Linked DNA regions of Homo sapiens: region 2 is linked to region 1. The links are chromatin contacts, found by Hi-C or POLR2A ChIA-PET in ENCODE. All regions are on one chromosome and are shown on one strand. Each heading gives the region's core, a stretch centred on a gene start or an enhancer-like site at or near the end of the contact. The rest is flanking DNA. Distances are from core to core; before and after follow the strand shown.

The links. Hi-C counts contacts between places; a loop is a spot of excess contacts on that map. ChIA-PET counts read pairs that join two places held with the same protein, here RNA polymerase II (POLR2A). Pooled maps may share reads with other maps.
Region 2: a map of PC-3 shows a loop between it and region 1 (8-fold over the local background). The contact joins two enhancer-like sites. A Hi-C loop is called at or near these places in 2 of 168 maps with a recorded cell type or tissue (PC-3 and endothelial cell of umbilical vein) and 1 of 50 pooled maps. POLR2A ChIA-PET finds 5 or more read pairs at or near these places in 3 of 52 experiments (OCI-LY7, PC-9 and activated CD4-positive, alpha-beta T cell).

The regions. Positions count from the first base shown.
Region 1 is chr3:169,452,628-169,456,458 of GRCh38, forward strand. The region is part of intron 1 of MECOM (MDS1 and EVI1 complex locus); the gene reads right to left. All of the region lies in intron 1 of MECOM-AS1 (MECOM antisense RNA 1), which reads left to right. Among named protein-coding and RNA genes, the nearest start is that of MECOM-AS1, 6.7 kb to the left of the region's middle. Within about 2 kb of position 2,349, at least 4 of the 41 ENCODE cell types and tissues checked have a DNase peak (open chromatin) inside an H3K27ac peak, as active enhancers do; they include PC-3, PC-9 and endothelial cell of umbilical vein, where a contact is called at or near this core.
Region 2 is chr3:169,495,412-169,499,190 of GRCh38, forward strand. All of the region lies in intron 1 of MECOM (MDS1 and EVI1 complex locus), which reads right to left. Among named protein-coding and RNA genes, the nearest start is that of MECOM-AS1, 49 kb to the left of the region's middle. Within about 2 kb of position 2,325, at least 3 of the 41 ENCODE cell types and tissues checked have a DNase peak (open chromatin) inside an H3K27ac peak, as active enhancers do; they include PC-3, PC-9 and endothelial cell of umbilical vein, where a contact is called at or near this core.

The sequences.
Region 1 (3,831 bases), core at 1,099-3,598:
AAACAACTAAAATGCAGTTCTGCGCCGGCTTCAGAGGGGCCAGGTTTCCCACAAGGCCTGGAATTGACCAATAGCTGAGCACACATACTTGCCATATATTTCTTGAATGAGTGAGTGAATGAATGAATACCTAATTTGGCTAACCCTGGGTATCATCCTTATTTTCATCATCTACTAAAAATTAGAGTTGAATATTTCTATTTTTCTGTAAGGTTTGAAAATAACAAAAAATTATTTTCAATAAGCTAGGCATGAGAAAAAGCAATGGCAGCTACATATTTTTCCATAGCTTTCATTCCCTAATCACTTCTTGCATAGTTATACACAGAACTTTAACTGCTGGCTTTTTAAGGGAAATTTCTCAAATGCAAACAAATATATTTCACCAAATAAAATCCTTACATGAATGGAATGGGAAATAGTAACTTAGATGTAAACTGCTAAGTTACCAATTAGCTTCTTAAAACAATTGAAAGTCACAGAGAGCCCTCAATATACAGAGGTGGTTAATTAATTAACATTAGATGTGATTAATAATGAGTCTCATTTAATAGCAAATATCTGCCTGCAATGGCTGCATGACAGAACAAAAAGCCTTCAGAGAGCAAGCAACTATATTTATCCTGATTGTGTTTGGGATTTTAACATGTTTTGTGCAGGCTGACAAATGGCCTATTAATTATCTAATGTTGTCTGACAACAACAGCTTGATAAAGATGTATGTTTTTGAATCGCTGGATGGAAACTGCTGGAGAAGAGCCCCAGAGGGGCCTTGCTGTCCTAAAACTGGGCTCCTAGCCACAATGACAGTCAAGACAAAGCCCTATCTCCCGCCACAGCCTTCGCAGATAAAATATGGCTTGGCATTAGGGACATTTTTTTCTTTCAGAAAACTGCTTCTGCAATATCTGATTAGGAAAAGGAGGAGTACTTCTTTACTAAATTGGGGTTAAGGCATAATCAATATCATATATGGAGTGTCTGGCCTATTCTGCATAAACACGGGCACTTCATATTATTAAGGAGTCTATAATGCCGAGGAAGCATATGGCAGGACACTGCAGCTGTCTCTATTCTTTTTATTTAGAAGTTTATCTTCCAACCTGTTTGACAGCTGCTCCTAAGTGGTTTCACAGTGCCAAACTATTTTTATGATTGTTTGATGTTTTATTCTCCCATTTCAGTTAATGAGATAGGATCCCACAATGGCCATAATTCAGGGCTGTCAGAACTAAAAAGCATGCTTGTGGCAAGAGAGCCTGATGGTAAATAAGGCTAAAAGCAATGGATAATAAAAAAAAAACTCTGTTATCAGAGTCGCCTTTGCAATCAAAACTTGTTGGGGTCAGAGCCTTCCTTTCTTTGTGTGGCTTCTGGATATTCCCAGCCCTGTGCAAGGTCCCTGTCCACCCTCCTCCATCACCCATTTCGATTCTACAAACAAGTCCTCATTTCTTTGGAAAGGCTCATGAGGAATAATATTAACTAAGAAATGTTAGAAGGTCTTAAAGATATCGAGTGCTATATTCTAATTAAAGGGCTTGTGCATCATTTACAGTGCCAAGCGAGTAATTTGTCATACACTGTTACAGAGAAATTGTTCAACAAATAACCTTTACAAGAGTCTTGAGAACAGCTTCATAATTGAAATCCCTAATGGTTTTGCTGGGAACTTTTATTAAGGTTTGGAGGATTTTTTTCTTTTCCTCTCCCTGAAGAGTTTTTAGAAACTTATGATGGTAATGTAGCAACTTTCTTTCAGGAAAAAAAAAAAAAAAAAAAGCCCTTTCTTAGTTATATTTACAAATGCCGTAAGTATTCACAAGGCCATTTCTGCTAAGAATCAAAAGTACAGTGTTTTCCAGAAGAAAATGTGAGGTTTGCTTTGTGTCTTTTATTTTGTTTTTATTATTCCTAATGGAGAAAGTTTTAAGACAGATGAAGATACCTACCTTTAGAATTATTTTTATCTTACACTAAAGTTCATGATCTTTATTTTGGTGTAACACTATCCTTGAAAATGTAATTTAAAAAAATTCAAAGTCACTACTAGATTGAGTCTGTCACATAAATTATTATTCAAAAGTTTAAAAACTGAAAAGTGACCACTTTCTCAAACAATATTTCTCTTCTTATTACACATTTAAAATAATGGTCCTTCACAGGCAGAAAATAGCATGGCAAAAAACTCAAATAATAATAAGTCCCATAACTAATTATAAAGCCTGACACGCCTCATACAGAAACACTCCCTGATGACTACCAAAGATTGGCTGCTTTATAAATATTTAATGCTTGCCAGTAACCCCAATTTTTATCTCACATCTAAGACTAAACCATTTGTCTCCTCTTACAATCAGCCATGTCTATGTAGTGTCATCATGTCTGAGCAAGTTTGACTTACTACGTGTTTTCCAGGATATAAAATTCAGGACATGACACATCATCATGTGAATGAAACAATTACACAATCTAAGAAGGATGGGGAAAAAAAGAATTCAAATAGGCTAAGTGTCATTATAAGGTTAGCTCCAGAGAACTCAAGTCAGAAAAACTGAACATCAGAAAATGATAGATAGGTATGGATCTGTTGTGAACTACTGAAGATGCAGCTCTTATAATACTCTTCTGTGACCCTCAATTCTTTTCTGCAACCAAATAAAGTTATATGAAGAAAGTGCACACCCTAATTTAGGGATATTTATATCCATATAAAATAAAGTGTATCTCCGCGTTTATACTGCGCCACCTTTGGGGAAAAGTGTAGTAGTCTCTAATCAGGGCTGGTGATGGCACCTGAATCAAGAGAAAAACTTTGACAGTTGAACAAGTGGTTCCTATTAAAGGGATCATAGAAGTTAAAAGGTAAAGATTACTACTCTCTGATTGATGGGTTATCACCTCCTTTGGATTATCCTATAAACCCCATTATTTCTATGAGAATGACTCTCATAATTCCGGAATATTTTACAGGTGAGTACAGCCACCTCAAAAACTGGAAACATGTTTCACAACTTCCAGAACAGTAAACATGTGAACAAACCCAACTACAAGCCATGCATGGAGCAAATACCTTTGAGAGAGCTCATATAACCTGCCAGTGCTCAATGCACAGCCCCTTCCACCAGTCTTATATATGAAACTCAGGATCCTATGTCCAGAGCTCTGAGACACCAGCCACTTCCAAACCACCATTGGAATTGGTTTGGTTTGTCCATCATGAATGTTGCTCTTATTGGTTTGACGTGGCTGCTGTTTGTGAATGTAGTTCTTATGTGTTTGCTGGTAGAAAGCTTTTGAGCCTAGTCCAAGCCAGAGGCTGCGAACTAGGCAGTCTTTGGCCTGCAAAAGTTATCATTTCATTATCAGTGTTTCTTTTCCTTTTAAAAAAATTATTTTACTTGTCAACACTTAAAAGTGAGAGGATTTTTACATTAATTTAAAAAATCAGATTTCCACCTTCTTGGAAATTTATATGGTCTGGCAACATGGGATCCACATTCTGGGAAGAAAAAAAAATTCTAGAGCCCTAAAGACATGATATCCATTCTTGGGTTCCCTGTGACCCACCACTACATGAGTCTTTTCCTTCATTCACACCTGGGTCCTGCTCTTGCTTTTAAATAACACCCAAATTCTAGTCCACACCTGCTCCTTGCATTGTACAATATAGAGATGGGGGGATTTCAGTGAAAGTGATCATTGTCACGAAATTCATTTGCAGCAGAAGTGGGTTTAGATTCCAGACCCCCTAGTTGACAAATCAAGGCAATTAATCATTATATATTCACCAAGTCAGTAACAGTATATTTTCAAGGGGCTTGGAACCTA
Region 2 (3,779 bases), core at 1,075-3,574, 43 kb after region 1:
CCATATTATAATATTCTGAGCTACAATTAGAGTCTGTATTTTACACACCTGTCTTTTTAGTGTGAACCTGTGTCTGGCCTGGTTCTTTTGCATAATAGAAGAGACTATATTTTTCGAAAGAATGCTTGTTTCTTAGTTGAAACAACTTTTAATTACAAAGAAGTACTATTCATAACACCTCTAAGAAATGGAGAGACTAGCATATTTTCATATTCCAATACTCATTCTTTCCATGGCTTTTCCAAATGAGGCTAAATGGCCCAAACCTGAATATACTGGTAATTTGGACACTGGCCTCACTATCAAAACTATGAACCAGTCACTCACAAAAGCTCTTCAGTTTCAAAGCCATTAGTCACATTGTACTTACAGAAGGCAGCATGGCACAGTGATGTTAATTGATGGCTGGCCGCTTACTAGCTGAAAACTTTCAGCAGGTTGGGGTTGTCCTTTCCTCTTCTTTTAGAATAGATAATAATAGAGCTGTGTCATAAGACTGATGTGAGGATCTCATGAGCTATACCTGTAAAGTCTTCAAAACAGTGCCTGACACATAGTAAGCATAACGACCCTACCAGTAAAAGGGTCGACTCCAACTAGAAGTCACAAATATGGAGAACAAATGAGGACATGCAAAGCTTTTCTCTTGGATCTGCATTTAGGATATGGGAGCCTCCTCAAACAAGAAAAAGCCCTGTTGTTATGGGGAAATTGGAAGCAAAGAAAATTCTGCAGTGGCCAGTGGCAGAATTTCTCACCATTGAAAACATATTAGGGATGGGCAGAGTCTATCAGGAGTTCACTGGAATTCAGTGGCTAGCCAGTTGCCTCTATAAGCCTTAAAGATTCCCTTGAAGACAGACAATACACCCGTCTTTGGAAACATATTCTCATGTTAGAACCAAACGTGCATATGGAAATTATTATCCCTTAGCTAAGAGCTTTTGTTTTAAAACCCTTGTGGTGTTTGTAACCTAAAAGAGGGATTTCCTCAAGTTTTCTAAAACTGCCTCATTTTTTTTAAGAATCACCATGATCCATACCTCATTTGAGATCAAGTGAATCGTCAAACTAATGTGTTTTTTCAGGAAGCTAATTCTGTGACTTCCTTAAAGAGAGGGTTGCTCTTCCCAAGGGTTATCGGCAAGCCACTGCTCTGGCTCCTTGTGCCAGTTGTTCTTCCTGACTGGCCATTTCCCCTCTGGCTGGAGATAACCCTGCAATGACTTCAAATTCTTTCGTTCAGTATCTGATTCCATCTCCATCATAAAGCCTTCCTCAGAGCATGGTTGGACCTAAGCATTTCCACGTCTTAGTTCATTCCCAAGATCCCAAGTTGACTTTTGCTTGAACTTCAGTGGAAAATCCAAATCATGTGAAAATCAAAAAGAAAATAATGGCTCTTTCTTGATTCTATTTTCTAAACATATGGTAATGAACAATAAATGTTTACAGGTAGCTGTGATGGCTACAGAAAAATTTTCTTTGGGACCCCCATAAAATAGATTATATTCAGTAAACACAGCCAAGCATGCATAAACTTTAAGAAAGATTTTAGCCTTCTATCCATTCAAACTATTACCCTATTTCTTCCCTCTTTATTGCTACCATTCCTTCTGAAAAAGAGTTTATAAATTCATAACACATTAAAATGAGCAGACTCTTTAGTTCCTTAATCCTAGCAGTCTGATTTAGTAATTTCTTTAATGGCAATATTATTCTCCCCATGCCACAGTTCATATTTGACTTCTCTTGACTCCTTGCTTCCCACTTACTATCAGCAACCAAGTCCTGCTTATTCTTACCTTATTATATTGTTCTTTCTATCCCTATTGCCACAACCTACTTCAGGTCCTTATCATTTACTCCCAATGCTTCTTTTGCAATAGCCCACTAACTAGCTCTCTAATTCTTCAATTTTTCTCTTTTTCTTTTTCTTTTTTTTTTCTTTTGAGATGGAGTCTTACTCTGTTGCCCAGGCTGGAGTGCAGTAGTGTGATCTCAGCTCACTGCAACCTCTGCCTCCTGGGTTCAAGTGATTCTCCCGCCTCAGCCTCCCAAGTAGCTGGAATTACAGGTGCCTGCCACCAGGCCCGGCTAATTTTTTTTCTTTTACTGGTATTTTTAGTAGAGATGGAGTTTTACCATGTTGGCCAGGCTGGTCTCAAACTCCTGACCTCAGGTGATCCACCCGCCTCGGCATCCCAAAATGCTGGGATTACAGGCATGAGACACAGCTCCCGGCCAGTTTTTCTCTCTTGTAATTCATCCTGCATACCTTTGCCAAAACAAACATCCTAAAGCATAATTCTGATTATGTCTCCTCACATTTCAGACATTCCAATGGCTTCTCATTATGTCTAAATAAAGTTCAACTCATATAAAGTCAATGTGTTTGTTGAGTGAATCAGTACAAAAATTCCATATGTAGGCTTTAGCTATTTATCGAATAAAGTACAAAAGAAGAGTTTTGTTTTGTTTTGTTTCTTAGGCCAACATATGCCATATATCCTGTTTGTGGCCTCAGAAATGTGTGAATCACATTGATAAATCAGCTGAAAAAACAAAAGTTAGTATTTTACACCTTCTCTTCTCTAGAGTCTTAAAAACTCCTTCAGACTTCAACTGAATATGCGCTTTATTTCTGTTCTCTCTATTGATTCTTCTTCATTAATGTTTAATCCAAGGAGCTTTGAAGTACAAGATGACAAAATACATAATTTGTACCAATGTTCACAATTATTTCTTCCATATCAGTTAAGTGTAATTTGAAATATTATATCTTAAATTAATAAAGAAGATTTAGTAAAAACATGTTTACCTGTGTGAAAAATATTTATTGAAAATAAAACTTATTTTTAAATCCCACGAAAATAACAGACCAAAATGGCAGTGTAAGTACATGCCAAAATTGCCCCCTGTTCAAAAGCGAGAAATAATGGATAATGATTTTTAAAATATATGAAAGTGAAACTCTGTCCAAAAGCAAGAAAGTTTTCATGGACCATAAAAGAAAAGGAAACCTACAATACTAAAGGATGCTCGGTTTATGCCCAAAGATGAACAGTAGGTTTTGGGTTTCAGTGTTTATACAGAAAAGGGCCTGAGCCTGCCCCACACATGACCCAAGTACACTGCATAAAGCCAGAGTTAAAACTTCACTGCCAGCCTCTGAACAGAAGGCTGTTCTATCCACACTATCACAAGACCTGGTGGAGTTGAGGCAACTGCTGAATTACCATACAGGGAAGAATGAATTCAAGAAAATTCCCATGCAAGATAGGCTCTTAAAAAATAAATTTACACAAGAAAATCAGCACTGTAAAGGTAATTGATAAGCCCAATAGAAGGGAAACCTATACAAAGAAATAGAAATAACTAAGCAATCTGAAATGGACTTTAAATAATGATGTTTACAATTCTCTAAGAGGAAAAGGAGCATTAGCATCAGTGAAACAAAAGTAGGGCTATAGAAAAAACAATACTTATGAAAAAAACCAATTGGAAATTTTTAGATGGAAAAGCGTGAAGTAAAAAATTCAACACATGGTCTAAAGAATAAACTGCACACAGCTGAAGGGAAAATTAGTTAATTTTACGAAGAAACAATAAATCTCACAGAATGTAAAGAGATAAAGATATTTAAATAAATCAGAGTTAAGAGATATAAAACTATATACATATGAGTATATAAATATCCATATGTTTATATGTATACATATATATACCAGAAGGAAAGGACAGAAGAGATACAATATTTGAACAGATCATGGCTAAGT